Linked DNA regions of Homo sapiens: region 2 is linked to region 1. The links are chromatin loops, found by intact Hi-C in ENCODE. Cell type or tissue: mammary epithelial cell. All regions are shown on one strand.

Region 1 (8,000 bases):
AAGGCTGTGGCCAGTGTGGCCAAGAAGTGATGTCTTTGTCCTGATCCGATGGAGAAACAAAGCCATTTTTCCATAAAAAGGGATGGTTCATCATTGTGAAAGAAATGGTTATCTCGTTGGGGAGGAAAAGGGGGGGTGAAGGCAAGAATCACTGAAAAATCTTAAATCTGTGTTTTCTGGAATAAGCTATCTAGACAGCCTAAATCTGATTTTAGTCTTTATAAAAATAATATCTCGTATTCTCATACTTTTCTGTCACTGTAAGCCTGCCCAGTAGGCAGTGTTTTGCAGACTTTGGGGAGCGGTCTATGTGACCAAATATTGTGTGTATAGACAGAATTTGAAATCGGGTCCTGCTTCATTTACAAGAATTTTGGTGGGCATCTAATCCTACATAATGAAAAAGAAGAACAGACCATTTAAAAACTCAGACAAGATTATATTTAATATATTAATTACTAAAAAGGCACAAGATTACACTGAACATTAGCTACTAAAAAGGCACTGCCAAGACATTCAAACAAATAGCTATTACACACTGCAGCAGATTTTACAGGTTTCTAATTCCAACATATGTTTGAAAAATCCATGAGTGTTCCAAAATATACTTAATAATGGAAGGTCTGCATTAATATACCATCCATGTGTTTTTACCATTTGGTTTAATATTGAATATACTGTTTACCTCACACTAAAAATAAAACCAGAAACCTTATTTGTGACTTTGGAGTGGAAGCTTCCATTTTTGGGTCAAAAATGAATCCTGATTCTTATGGAAATCTCTGTTATTAAGTCATTTCAAGATGAGACAACACTGAAGATCAAATTGTGTTGGGTATCAGTATCTTCTCTCCTCGTTTATCTCTTACACCTCATCCTCCCAGGATCTACCAGTTGATGGTAGAAAGATGGGAACCTTATCTGAATGTTTTTTTTTTCCATGATGTCCAATTTTGTTGTGGGAAAGGATTTGGATAAAGTTTTTGTTTAAATTTTGGTAGATTTTTATCTATACAAGTTTAAATAAAATTATGTTTTGTAAGTTGTAAAAGAAAAAAAAAAGGCTGTTAGAACTGTCCTGGGAAGAACTGGACCAGAACTAGTGCAGCTGCGGTTGAGATGGAGAGATGATGATTTTGAGATGTATTTAGAAGGTAGAATTGACATGGGTTGATGGTGGTAATGACAAGGAAGATGGTTCTGAGGTTTCTAGCTTGGGTGGTGGTGGTGCCTTTTAATGGAAATAAAGAGTACAGAAAGAGCAGACTTGGTGTAAGGGAAAAAACAATGACCTTGGTGTTTTCGTTTGAGGTTCTCTAGGAACATCCTGAACCAATATTATATAAGAAATTTAAAATATAGATCCACTGCTTATAAAAGAGGTAGATGCTACTAGCTATGTAACTGTAGTAGTATTTGCCACACAGGCGGCAGCTGGGTCCACAGAGGGTGTGTAGGAAGGACGGGGAGCCACAGAACCCTGAAGAGTGGTGGAGAGGTACACGGAGACCTGGAGAGAAAACACCCTAAGGGATTAAGCTTCAAAGAACAGGAAGAGGTCTCCAGTGTTGACCAATCTAGAAACCAAGTAAGGCCAGGCTGTGAAATGCATGCACTGGTTTTGGCAATTAGGTGGTCGATGACCTCATTGGATGCAATTCTTGGGAGGGAGGTACTGATTCTAGTTTACAGTGGTTTGAGGAAACTTAGGCAGTAAGGAAGTGGAGACGTTCAGGAAATGTGCTGGAGGGATGGACATGTGACCAAGTTCTGGCTCAAGAGTCATAAAGTTGGTCTTTCGGGGGCACTTCTAGAAGAGATTTTCCTCTCTGTAAAAGGGAAGGAGAGCCTGTCTAGCATGTTTTTCTGTGTGAGGATGTGATGCCTGGATCCAGGGCAGCCATCTTGTGGCCAGGAGGGGAGACATTACTGATAGACGGAGGCCAGTAGAGCAAGAGCAAGAGGACGGCTGAGCATGGTCCTTGGCCTTCACTGAGCTAATAAATCAACCCTGCAGCCACCTGCCTCCCAACTTCTTTTTAGGTGAGAAAAATAAACCCTCGGCCGGGTGCGGTGGCTCATGCCTATAATCCCAGCACTGTGGGAGGCCGAGGTGGGTGGATTACCTGAGGTCAGGAGTTCGAGACCAGCCTGGCCAACATGGTGAAACCCCGTCTCTACTGAAAATACAAAAATTAGCCGGGTGTGGTGGTGGGCACCTGTAATCCCAGCTACTCGGGAGCCTGAGGCAGGAGAATTGCTTGAACCCGGGAGGTGGAGGTTGCAGTGATCTGAGATCGTGCCACTGCACTCCAGCCTGGGCGACAAGAGTGAAACTCCGTCTCAAAAAATAAAAATAAAAATAAACCTCTGTTGCTTCAGCCACTTTAGCTCTGCTTGTAACTGGAATGTCAAGGACACAGCTCATTAGGTGTGATGAAAATGAACTCTACTGTTGCTCCCATTGGCCCTGGAAACTCTTCAGTGGGGTGATATTCCCCTACTGGATGAAAACTCTGGCAGGTCCATGACTTTTGTCCTCACCCTCAGGTAACAGATAACCCAAAGTCACTTTCCCTAGCCAACAGATTTGCAGTTGTGGAATCAGAATAGTACAAGATGAATAAAAGCCTGAATCTGATTTTGCATCGTGTCTCCGTTCCATCACCAGGCCTGTCTCAGGCCCACAGCCTGAAGTGTAAAGAGGCCATGGCTGGTGTTTCTTTCTTTTTCTGCCTCATGCTTCTTCTCCTTCCACCCAACGCTCACCCCTACGAGGCTGCTAGGGTGTGCTTGATCCCTTAGGGCCAGGGCGTGGGAAAGACAACCGGTAGAGTCTTTCCTAAGTGGGTACTGCTAAAAGCCAGCTGGGGTCTCTGTTGTGACCCAACTGATTTTTTTCTCACGGATACTTCTGCAGGCTCTTAGGAGATTGCTACTCCGGGATTCCCTGCAGGTCTCTTGAGGGGATGCATCTGTCCTGGGGTCTCCTCCCTCAGCCTCACAGGGGTGCTGTGCCCACTTCCCACTTTCTTCTGAGGGGATCCCCTGCCCTCATTGGACTAGCAGCATTTCTCTCCTGAGTGCTGCATGCCAGAGCCGGAGAAGCACTCAGCATCACAGTGGCTGCCTCCAGCATAGGCCTCCTGTCTGGCAGCCACAGGTCTCGATAGCTCTCTCACTTGTCAGTCAAGAAGTAGGTCTCAATGCTCTGTCTGAGACCTGCCTTAAGTTGAGGGCAGTAAAACCTCCATCCTGGGCACCTCAGAAGAAATCTGAAGAAAAAAAACAGTTGAAGAATCTTCTCTTTCCCCTCTCTCAATCCTGAAAAGGGTGAGGAGTTCAGGAACACAGGGAGAGGCCCTCAAACCTGCGCTTTGGAAATTCTACCTATAGTGACTTGGCTTTGAAATGTTATCTTCTGTGTTTTAGCATCTTGGGCAAAACTGGTTTAATCACCCACCTCTGGAATGCTTTTTTTTTTTTTTTTTTTTTTTTTTTTTTTTGAGACAGAGTCTCATTCTGTCCCCCAGGTTGGAGCACAGTGGCACGATCTCAACACATTGCAACCTCTGCCTCCCGGGTTCTAGCAATTTTTGTGCCTCAACCTCCCAAGTATCTGGAATTATAGGCATGAGCCACCATGCCTGGCTAATTTTTTTTTTTTTTTTTTTTTTTGGTAGAGACGGTGTTTCAACATGTTGGCCAGCCCGGTCTTGAACTCCTGACCTCAGATGATTCACCAGCCTCAGCCTCCGAAAGTGCTGGGATTACAGGCGTGAGCCAGCGCACCCGGCCTTGGAATGCTTATTATTGAGAAAAATAAACCTCTATTGTTTTAGCCAGTTTTGGCTCAACATTCTATTACTAGCCACCAAAAGCAGCTGAACTGCTTCACTGTGCTGGGTTGGCTTCATGACTCCCCTGGCACAATAAAGACAAAGCCCATCATTTATGATAGTAAAAAACTGCAGATACCCAACAACAGGAGATGAAACCAATGAAACACATACATGATGGAAAATTGTGCAGGCACTTCAAGTGACAACTTATAGGAAAAAGTTCATATTTTGCTAGATTATATACATGCAGAGCAAAAAGACTAAGAGGAAATATGTAAGAAAGGTAAAATTCAATTTGGTTGAGAAATGGAGTAAACATATATTATATATGCATAGAAAATAGCTGGAAGAATACACAATACACAGATATCAACAGTTGCATCTGGGGAGGGGTCTTGGGGATCTGGGTGGGAAGGAAGGTTACTTCTGAATTTTTCAACCATGTGCACATATTCTTTTTTTTTTTTTTTTTTTTTTTTTTTTTTTTTTGAGATGGAGTCTCACTCTGTCGCCCAGGCTGGAGTGCAATGGTGCAATCTCAGCTCACTGCAAACTCCGCCTCCTGGGTTAAAGCAATTCTCAAGCCTCAGCCTCCCCGAGCAGCTGGGATTACAGGTGCGGGCCACCATGCCTGGCCAATTTTTATATTTTTAGCAGAGACAAGGTTTCGCCACGTTGGCCAGGCTGTTCTCAAACTCCTGACCTCGTGATTCGCCTGCCTCGGCCTCACAAAGTGCCGGGATTCCAGGCGTGAGCCACCGTGCCCGGCATGTGCATATATTCTTTTCTCAACTGAGGAAAGTAGTAGTTTCGTGGGTAGGGTTGGGTGGTGAAGGTTGTTTTTGTTTAAGTTCAACGTTTTTGGAGGGAAAGGGATAATAATGGTTTTCTCTAGGTGGAAGAATTAATGCGGATTTTTATCTTTCTCTGTCTCTTCTATATTTCCCCAAATGTCTCCAAGTCATTTTGTATTACTAAAATAATCAGGAAAAAACCCACAATAAAATGCTCTTCCTTTCCTTGTTCCCTTTCCTTCCAGAATAATTCAGTTTTAAAGCCATTAGCAGTTAGTTGAACAGAGTAAGGCAGGGACCCATGGTGGGAGGGGCTGGTAGCCTAGAGCAGGGTGGCCGAGCTCAGGCATGGGGAGGAGGACACAGGGGAGGGGGTACCCGGCAGAGTCATCAATCCAGAAGGGTGGAAGAGGGCTTCCTTGAATGGGCAGCCTGGAGCATGTGTCAAAGCCAGAGAGGGTGGCAGGGAGGTACATGCACTGGGGCCACCAGCAAGGTTGTCTTAGATCCAAGTAGGGCGAGGCAGTCAGCACTGTTAGTACCCAACCATCACCCACATGGTGGAGATGTGGGCAGCAGAGATGGGAAATTTGTTATACAGAGGGAGTGGAGAAAATGAGTAAATATGTTAGAGACAATGGAAGTCCGTGCTTTCACTGTAGGAGAAAGAAGTTACAAATATGGAAAGGAGAGCTTGAATAAACCCAGAGGTGTTGATTGGTATTGGAGGTATTAGTGCGCACTCATGATTTTCAATATAGACATAGATGCAGAAATCAGCAGAGATTTAAATTTTTATATAAATGCATATAAGTATATAAATAAATACAGACATTGTCTTAGTCAGCTCAGGTTACTATCACAAAATACACTAGATTGGGTGGCTTACACAACAGACATGTATTGCCCATAGTTCTGGAGACTGGGAAGTCCGAGATCAAGATGCTGGCTAGGGCCCTCTTCCTGGCTTGCTCCCTACCTTCACACTGTGTCCTTACATCATGGGACAGAAAGAGAGAATGAGAAAGAGAGACTGCTGCTCTTTTTTTTTTTTTTTTTTTGAGACGAAGTCTTGCTCTGTTGCCCAGGCTGGAGTGCAGTGGTGCAATCTTGGCTCACAGCAATTTCTGCCTCCCAGGTTCAAGCGATTCTCCTGTCTCAGCCTCCCGAGTAGCTGGGATTATAGGCATGTGCCATCATGCCCAGCTAATTTTTTGTATTTTTAGTAGAGACGCGGTTTCACCATTTGGCCAGGCTGGTCTTGAACTCCTGACCTCAAGTGATCCACTTGCCTTGGTCTCCCAGAGTGTTGGGATTACAGGTGTGAGCCACCTCGCCCAGCCATGCCCTCTCTTCTTATAAGGCCACTAATGCCATCATGAAGACCCCACCCTAATAACCTAATTTAACCTTGATTACCTTCCACAAGCCCCATTTCTAAATACTATCACAATTGGGACTAGGGCTTCAACATATGAATTTTGGGGGACTCAAAGATTCAGTCCATAACAGATGTCTATGTATGTACCTGTATCATTACATACTATACACACATACATATATCCATATACAAAATGTATTCCCTACCCTGTCTACTATGACGACCTGGGAGTGGTGATGCCCTAATAGCAGAGCAAACCTAGAATCCAGATCTTGGCTTTAAAATGCAGTTTTCCACCAAATGCAACCCAGGCTCCTTACAAGAACGGTCAGTTCTAGGTCTAGGGCAAGGAAAGTACAACATGAGCCTGGAGCACGTGCTTGCTCAAAGAATAATGAGGACATGGCAAAAGGACACAAAACATTGCTTAAATGAGTTCCCACAGCTGTACAGGGTTCAACTTGTTATTAAAATGAATAATAATCATGGATTACAACCCTTTGAATAAAATAGGAAACAGTGATTCCATACTAATATTAGCAAATAGATGAATAAATTGAAAGTTTGGTGAGAAATGGGAGGTACAACATACTTCTCCACTAAATCCTCATTAATTACTCATGGGGACAAAACATCTTTACAGTGAAGGGGCCTAGAAGACACCTTAATTATCAAAGCAAAATCATCAATAATGGGACAAATGGAAACTGAGCTCTATGTGACAGGATGCAATGAGAACAGTATCATTTCTGTGATGTTCTGGCCAAAGATGGATAACTTGAGTTTAATCACAAAGAAACACCAGATTGTGGGACATTATACAAAATGACTGGCCTATAATCTTCAAAAGTGCCATGATCATGAAAGTCAAGGAAAGATGGGAGGAATTCTTTCATTCAGGAGACAAAAGAGATAACTAAAGGTAACCTGTAATTCTGAACTAGGTCATTTTGCTGCAAAGGCAATTATTGGGACAATTGGTGAAACTTGAGTGGGGTCTAAGGACTGGATGTCAGTAAGACATCTATTTACCTTCCTGATTCTGACAGCTGTATTATGGTTTTGAAGGAGAGCGTCTTTATCTGTAGGAATTACACGTTAGAGTAACTGCATGTGACCGGATATCAGGTTGGCAACTGATGGTTACTCTCAGGTGGTTCAGGAAAAATATAATTCTTTGTACAGAACATCCAACTTTTCACTAAGTTTATGATCAGTTCAAAATTTTTAAAAATTTAAACAAATAAATTGATTTACATATAGAACTGAACATCTCTAAATATATAGTAAACGTTATTACATATTATATTTTTATTTATGCATTAATAATGTATAAATATAAAGTACTAAAACCTGGGAGCAGATCTCAACTTCCTTATGCCCAATGGGAATCTTCAAGCCCCTGAAGTTCCAAAGAGGTTCCAAAGAGAGCGAGCCAGGCCTTGGGAGGCTGCATAACTATAACTGAAGGCTGGGTCCCTCTCTATACCTTCTGACCATCCTATTCTGAGAAGATGGCTTTCAAACATCCTAGAAAACTCAAAATCAGAAATTCTAAATTTCTAATATTCTGTCCCTGGGCTCTCTATTCTGTTCCATTGGTCTATCTGTCTGTTGTTACGGAAGGATCATGCTGTTTTGTTTACCACAGTTTTATATATATTTTGAAATCAGGTAATGTGATACCTCCAGCTTTCTTCTTTCTGTTCAAGATTGCTTTGACTATTTGTGGTCTTTTGGGATCCCATATATATTTCATAAGTGTTTTTTTATTTATGTGAAGAATGTCATAGATATTTTGATTGGTATTTCATTGAATCTGTAGATTGCTTTGAGTAGTATGGACATTTTAACAATAATAATTATTCCAATCCATGAACATGGGATATCTTTCCACTTATTTGTGTCTTGTTCAATCTCATTCATCAGTGGTTTCTAGTTTTCAGTGTACAGATCTTTCACCTCCTTAAGTTTATTCCCAAG
Region 2 (8,000 bases), 67 kb after region 1:
TTAGGATGATCACATCCTGTTTTAAACAAGTCCTTCTGAGAAAGCAAGATGGAAAATGCATTTCCATGGAGCCAACTGGAGCCTGGAGCCTGCTGCAGCAATCTATGGCAAGAGCTGGTGAAGGCTGGATGTAGGGTGGTCGTGAGAGGTCTATGAAGGAGGTGGAATGAGAGGACTTGCCACCACCTGGATGTGGGGGTGAAGGGACGAGTCAAGGAAAACCCCACTTCTGTTTCATTCCTTCTGGTAGCTAAGCTTATTCACAAGATAGGCAAGAGGAATTTTCAGCCTCAGACATGATAAACTTAAGGTTCCTATGGGACCTTCAAACACAGACGTCCTGATGAACAGAGAGAGAAAGGGACAGAGGAAACAGCACTGGAGCCCATTGGTGACAGCGCCTTAGGCAACTCTCTGAGGAGACAAGCATAGACAACCAGACCTAATCAAATCCCAGCTTCTGCCTCTTAGCAGCTATACGACCTGGGGCAAGTAAATTAACCTTTTTGGGACTCTGGTCTCACCTAAGGAAATTCCTTTTGGGATTTAATGAAATCAGAAAAGGACATGATGTCATGGCAAACAGAAGAGATTTAATATTTTCCTCTTGCCCTTTTGTGATCATATACTGCTTTGTATTATAATTGAGTACTTAACCTTTGCAGCAGATTATAAGTTTTCTTGCTGTCACTCATCTTTAAATCCCTTTTGACCATATTTGTAGGCACAGATTCTCAAATATTTGAATTGCCACAAGTCATATGAAAAACTAAGGCCAGACTGTTCTGGGGGACCAGGGGTTTCCTGCTTTTGACATTAAATAACAAATGCAAAGATCTCAAAATTGCTATGTGGCTTAAGTGGTGTTGATTTAACTCTGTGTTGGGGGTGGGATGGAGAGAAAAGGGCAGTGGGGTTTGGAAAAGAGGGAGAATTTTGTCAGCCTAATAAAGGCTAGTCAAAGCCTACTCTGTGAAAACTCTACTGTAATATTTAAGAGGAAGAGTGTCTATCAAAGTTAATATTGCATAGCCTCTATCCTCTGGCTCAGTTCAAGTAAAGGTCTTAAGTCATGTTAAATAATGAATTCCAGCAAATGGATCTTGCCTTAAACCAAATGTTAAGTCAATAGTACACTCCGTATATGAGACGTATATACTTTCTTTGCTAGGTCATTTTGCTAATTCTAACTCTTAAAATGAATATTTTAAAACTACAATAAGATTTTTAAAACCAGACTGACCAGTAAGGCATACATAATTCAGTTCCACAGAGCTAAGCTTGTTCATTTTTCTTCAGCGTTTGCCTTTAAATTTGGGATCTAACTTGTCTTTACCTATTTTTACGGCTGCCTTCCTAGTCTGAAAATATCTTGGTCACTAGATATTTTGTTTCATCTCCAGCTTAGCTCCTAAAATACATTCAGGATCACTTCTTCCTTCCCCCTTCTTCCCTGGTAGCTTCATATATTCCCATCCATTCACCCATAGCCCAGTTCAGTATACCTACCTCACATTCTGTGTCTCAGTCACAAATATCTTTTTTAAAAACCTGCCCAAGTTTCTAATACAGAATGATGTGGCAACTGCCTCAAAGCTCACTGTTTGGCTCATTTAATCATTTGGATTAAACGTAGACAATGATCCAATTCAGAGCTAATGGTCTTTAGGACTACTCTTATTCCTGGCTGTCTTCAACCTGGGCACATGTGACATGCCTCAAGCATGACCAGTTTGAGAGGACACTTTGGTCCCCAAGGGCCGAGGAAGAACAAGTTCCTCCTCGCTCACATATGTAGTCTGAACCTGAGGTTCTTGATTCTCTAGGATGTTTCTGAACTCTGGGTGGTTCCCATTAAACACACAATACACATCTCCATCCTTCTTAGCCAACCTCTAAGATTTTGACACCCCACTGACATATAGAACCAAGATACCTTCCAGTTCTTCTCTGCCTTGAATAGACTTGAACTTCCCAGCTGTGAATAGACTCAACTTTTTGTCGTGTCTACAAGATGCTCTCCTACCCCACTGCCAATAGGGGGAAAAATGAAAGCAGACAGATGGCCACATTAGATGGAATCTGCCATTGAGGTGGCAACTTCCCCATGGCACCCAGCCCGTGGTCTACTTGAGTTATTCCTCAGACACTGACGAGAGGTGCAGAGTCTCAGGGAGAGACTACTGAGACGTAATCCTTTCCCTTTAAACATGACTTTGACATATGCATTACACACACTTACACACGTCTGACTCCACCATGACTCACACTGGAGGTGGTGTTTAAAATGAACAGCATCTCCGTGCTATTATGATGCTTCACTCAAAATTGCTTTACGGCTTCTACTACAGGAGCAGGTCACATCCAGGAAATGGTTTGCCTGATCTAGAGCAGGATTTTCTCACTATTACCTTATGCCCCAGGGCTGCCTTACTTTCTTCAAAACCCAGATCAGGACCTGCAACCTATGACCCAAAGCACTCTCCTTGTAAATTCAGGATTCCCTACTAAGCCAGTCCCTAGCTTTTTCTCTCTCTGAACTCTTTAAACACCTTTTACATTCTCCTCTTTCTCATAGCTCATGTCATTCCTCCAGGCAGAGGCCCCTGAGTTTCCTGTGGTTAGTAGACATGGATAGCTGCCTGCTGCATCAGACTCAGCTGAGCCCAGGAATCCTTCTGAAAATAAAAGATTTATCCTACAAATTGGTGCAACCTTTGGGAGGACAATGTGTTTGCCTCTATTCTCATTTAAAAGGCACATGCCCTTTGACCTAACAGTTTTGCTTTTGGAAATTTATCTAAATATGGTTATAGAGAAAAATGTACACAAGTTTTCAATACAGTATTACAAAGCAAAAGAAACATGAAAAAACATCATCCTGGGAGGAACTTAAATCGCATATCAATAGGCGACTGGTTAAATAAATAATAGATATGTATATTTTGTGTCAAGACTATTTCTGTAAAGACACATAAGAAACATAACATTGCAGCCAGGCGCAGTAGCTCACGCCTATAGTCCCAACACTTCAGGAGGCCGAGGCAGGTGGATAACCTGAGGTCGGGAGTTCGAGACCAGCTTGACCAACATGGAGAAACCCTGTCTCTACTAAAAATGCAAAATTAGCTGGGCGTGGTGGCGGGTGCATGTAATCACAGCTACTGGGGAGGCTGAGGCAGAAGAATCGCTTGAACCCGGAAGGCGGAGGTTGCGGCGAGCCAAGATAGTGCCATTGCACTCCAGCCTGGGCAACAAAAGCGAGACTGTCTCAAGAAAAAAAAAGAAACATAACATTATTATCATTGCTATCTCTGGGGAAAAGGACAAGAAGCTGGAAAAAGACACTTTAATTTTGCTTTAAGCCCTTTAGTACTGTGGAAATTTTTTTTTTTTAATAATTATTATTTTTTTTTTGAGACAGAGTCTTGCTCTGTCGCCCAGGCTGGAGTGTAATGGCGCGATCTCGGCTCACTGCAACCTTCGCCTCCCAAGTTTAAGCGGTTCTCCTGCCTCAGCCTCCCGAGTAGCTGGGATCACAGGAGCCCACCACCATGCCCAGCTAATTTTTGTATTTTTAGTAGAGACAGGGTTTCACCATGTTGGCCAGGCTAGTCTTGAACTCCTGACCTCAGGTGATCCATCTGCCTCGGCCTCCCAAAGTGCTGGGATTACAGGCATGAGCTACTGTGCAGGGCCTGTGGAATTTTTTTTTTTTCAAATGAATTCACACTTAAGCTACTTAATAGAAAAAAATGTGAACCTTTATCATTTAGAGCTACTAAACACTTCATTAAACAATATCACTTAATCTTTGCTAAACACGAACTAGAAAAACTAGGCACAAATAGAAACTGTATAGACCAGATATACATTAGAATGGGTCTGCTTTAGCAGTTAATGGTTTAATCATTAACCAGGTCAGGGTATTTTTCTCTAAGGCACTTTATGTGTTGCTGACTCTTCTACAATCTAAGTGGCTCAATGTAAACCATTCCCCTTGTGCTAAACATGCGTGTTTATACTTAAAGTCGATTTCACTGAGGAAATTAGGGTAGGGTCAGTTTGTAAGGTTTTGCCCTAAACCTTAAAAAGAACACAAAATCCTTCAGGTCTTAAGCAAGATTGATGCCCAGGCCCTATGAAGGACACATTGAATCTTCTGTATATTTTTTAACAAGCTCCACAGGTAATTTGGATGTGGCTGGCATTGCCTCGTGCACACCTAAAGTAACCATGCTTAGAAAACGCTGTGTTATCCAAAAGAAACACAGCACAGAGAATTCTATGAACAAACTATTGCAGTACTCTAAGATTTTAAAATAAGTAACTTTCTCAAACACTGATATGGGGTTTAGAGTTAACACTGCGGGTAAGCAAACCCACCAGGCTCTCTCAGTTGACACAGCTCTTCTGGCTCCTTCGAGGAAGTGAGGACCAGTATGTGGAAGAGCCTTTGGGGCTGGTGTTTCTCAAGCTACAGCTTCAGGCAATCTCAGGGACAGAACCTGGACTGTGCATCTGACAGCCGCCTTTCTACCTCCCACCTCCACCCCATTCTTATGTCCAAGTAGTTTGAAACTATTGAGCTAGATCAGTATATCCCGAACACCAAATTGTTAAGAGTGGATGGAGCCCCAGTGATCTTTCCCACTCCCCAGACCAGTGAATCAGGAAATCTCTACTGGAGGTTCTGCAGTACCCCAGGTTCTTTATCTAAACAGGAAAGTTAGGAAACACCAATTTAGGTCAAACTCATTTTAAGATAAGGAAATCAAGGCCCAAGAAGTTTAAGTGATTTCACCAAGGACTTATAGCTGATTAATGATAGCTGGGAGCTGTGAAACCTGGTGAGCTAATTCTTCCCTCTTAGACCAATACTGCTTGTTATATTATGTGTAATCATGAGAGCCCCAGTATCTGTGCAGTTTCTGATTCACCAGGAAGAGGCCCCAAGTGATTAATAAAGCCTGAACCCAGGGGCATGTCAGAACGCACCACTGGTTTAAAGGATGACTGACATGGTAAAGTGTCCAACGTCAACCTGCCCTCGGAATTCTTTCACTTTCAGTATCAGTAGGAGAAATATACAATTGTACATTTCATAGAAAAGTAAACCCAGCCCCACACAGTTAACAACCAGGTGAAGCGGGAACACAGGACAATTCAAAGTTTTCGGATCACACCATTTCTTGGTCAAATATTAGTACCTTCAGCAAAAGACCTCTAATTACCACACACTTTTGGTTATGGCAACAGCCTGCTCCTTACTTTTGGGAGAGAGGAGTACTCCACACCCATGGCCTGAAACCAGGATCTCCAAACCCATCAAAGAGAAACATGGATGGGAAACCAAACCCCCCAAGCTTGGAAAGCATCCAGCAAGCTTTAATTCAGGGAGAGTTCAATCGAGATATAATTGCCTCTAATTGGCCCTCCCACACGATCTCACAACATACAGCTATAATCAGTTCCACAAAGAATATGTTATATTTCTTTTCTCCCTTGAAAAGCCAGAATCCTCTCTTGTTAGGTACTTACCATCACTGTTTTGATTTTTGTAAATATACCGAGACATTAAAAAAGGAAGAATGAATGGGTAAAAGCAAAGAAGTAGATGGATTTCTTTTTTAAAATAAGCACTGATCCCTATGACCTTAATGATAACCCAGTGCGATTCAAATCTGTAATGGAGACTGATGTCGACTCAGGAAACCTTTCTAGTCCAGGGCACATGTGATCCAAAAAACACATTCATCTGGTCGGACATTTTCCATACTCTGATTTTTATCTTTCTTGGCATGCTCAACTCTCCTTTAATAAAGTCACAACCCTTTGTTGCCATGGAACCCAATCAGACACGGAGCCTGTTACTATGACTTCCCTGCAGATATAAAAAAAGACCCAGTGACCAAAAGACCAGCTCTTTCTTAAAAAAAAAAAAAAAATTACAAGGCAAAGAGGCTCCAAAAAAACCTCAACACTTCTGTATTTACTGAAGTTTAATCTTTTATGTAGGCTCACCTGAACTCTTCAGCCAAAGCTAGCTCATGTTTCAGCTGGAACTTTCCAAAGAAAATGATTTTACAAATAAATACCTAGGCAAAGAAGGTAAAAAATATTCTTGGGATATCTTACTTTTCTTCTTCTTCTAGGCAAGCTTTCTGAAATTTGAGTAGCTGTTTAGCAAACATGTGTCAATCAGCAGCTGCCAAATTGCAATATTCATTTCCATCAATACTTAATGTTGCCAAGAGCTCATTATTTCTCTGAAAAGAAAAGATATTCTAAACAATACAATCAATCCTGTGTTCTGGACCTGGACTAAATCTGCAGGAAAAAAAAAAAAAATCTGAGACTAAGCAGAGTGGACTGAGCAGAGCTACTTAAGGGAAGAGAATTAACATTTGTTGAGTGCCTACCATGAGCTGGGCACTTTTACGTCATCACGTCAGGACCCTGTAACTGAGGCAATGCCACCTCTGTTTGGCAGATGAGGGACCAAGGCTCAGAAAGCTTAAGTACTTAAGCAGCTTGTTCAAGCTACCAGGCTAGAATGCTGCCTGGCTCCCAAAGCCAGAGCTATTCCTTCATTCAACCAGCACTTATTTCTGCTCTCACAGGTGTTGTACATTTTGTTATGCTTCTTATTCTTCAGGAGCGAATTCACAGCCTGTAAAGCTTGGCTGTAAAGAGAGCACGGTGTCCATCTTTACCGGCACAGGGGCCAGTCTGGCTACACCCACGTACAACTACCACCACGTCTATACAACACCAGCTACCCCTTGGGGGAATCCCGAATAAATGCCCTGGCTACTTGCCTAAGGAAACACGTGTGGGCTAGGCACCCATTACACCCTTCCAGAGGTTGGGCCACGGCCCAGAGCCTTCCAACCCTGGACCTCATGGTGGGGAGGACCAGGAAGCTCTGGGTGGCCTTTTCATGTGCAGTACCATCGGCAAAGTAAAAGTCAAGCCATGCAAACCACAACAGTTTCTCCAACCTGGTTTTGGACAACCAGCTTCAAGAAATGACTAGTAAGAAGGAATGTGGCAAGCCACAAAAGTTATAATTTATATTATTAATTATACCAGCCTCTCAGCTAAAGAAAATTTACCTATTTCATGTACAAAGATTATAACAACTGCTTTCATTAAAAGAAATTTTTAAAATCACCCAAAACTGCAATACGATACCACTTCATACTTACTAGGATGGCTGTAATTAAAAGACAGATAATAATAAGCACTGGTGAGGATGTGGAGAAATCAGAACCCTCATACACTGGTAGTGGGAATATAAACTGGTGCAACCACTTTGGAAAACACTCTGGCAGTTCCTCCAAAGGTTAAACAGAATTACCATATGACCCAGCAACACTCCTTCTAGGTATGTACCCAAGAGAAATAAAAACATATACCCCCACAAAAACTTACACAGAAGTGTTCATAGCAACATTATTCTTCATAGCCAAAAAGTGAAAACAACCCAAATGTCCACCAAATGTCACATATCCATACAATGAAATATTATTCAGCCATGGCCAGGCATGGTGGCTCATGCCTGTAATCCCAGCACTTTGGGAGGCTGAGGCAGGTGGATCGTCTGAGCTCAGGAGTTTGAGACCACCCTGGGAAACATGGTGAAAACCCGTCTCCACTAAAAAACGAAAAAATTAGCCAGGCGTGGTGGCGTACGCCTGTAGTCCCAGCTACTCAGGAGGCTGAGGCACGAGAATCACTTGAGTCTGGGAGGCAGAGGTTGCAGTGAGCCGAGATCACACCACTGCACTCCAGCTTGGGCTACAGTGAGATTCTGTCTCAAAATTAAAAAAAAATATATTGTTCAGCCATAAAAAGAAATAAAGTACTGATTCATGCTACAACATGCGTGAACCTTTTAAGAGAGGGGGAAATGAAGAATAACTGCTAAGGGTATCTTTCTGAGCTGATGAAAATGTTCGAAAATGGGCCAGGTGCGGTGGCTCATGCCTGTAATC

What was found. Hi-C counts contacts between places; a loop is a spot of excess contacts. Peaks named below come from ENCODE experiments on the same cell type or tissue, not always from the same donor. Only the 100,000 strongest peaks of a DNase experiment are listed, where the experiment ranks them.
Region 2: a loop joins it to region 1, with 6 times the contacts of the local background. A loop is called at or near these places in 9 of 110 quality-filtered maps.

The regions. Positions count from the first base shown.
Region 1 is chr12:94,549,507-94,557,506 of GRCh38, forward strand. It overlaps the pseudogene SUCLG2P2. Among named protein-coding and RNA genes, the nearest start is that of MIR5700, 8.3 kb to the right of the region's middle. In mammary epithelial cell, no CTCF peak of the experiment used is centred here; DNase peaks (open chromatin) are centred at 1,615 and 3,805; H3K27ac peaks cover 2,398 bases.
Region 2 is chr12:94,616,889-94,624,888 of GRCh38, forward strand. The region is part of intron 1 of TMCC3 (transmembrane and coiled-coil domain family 3); the gene reads right to left. Among named protein-coding and RNA genes, the nearest start is that of TMCC3, 30 kb to the right of the region's middle. RefSeq lists enhancers at 1-350, 4,375-4,494, 4,835-5,154. In mammary epithelial cell, no CTCF peak of the experiment used is centred here; DNase peaks (open chromatin) are centred at 2,273, 4,963, 5,833 and 6,873; H3K4me3 peaks cover 654 bases; H3K27ac peaks cover 6,850 bases.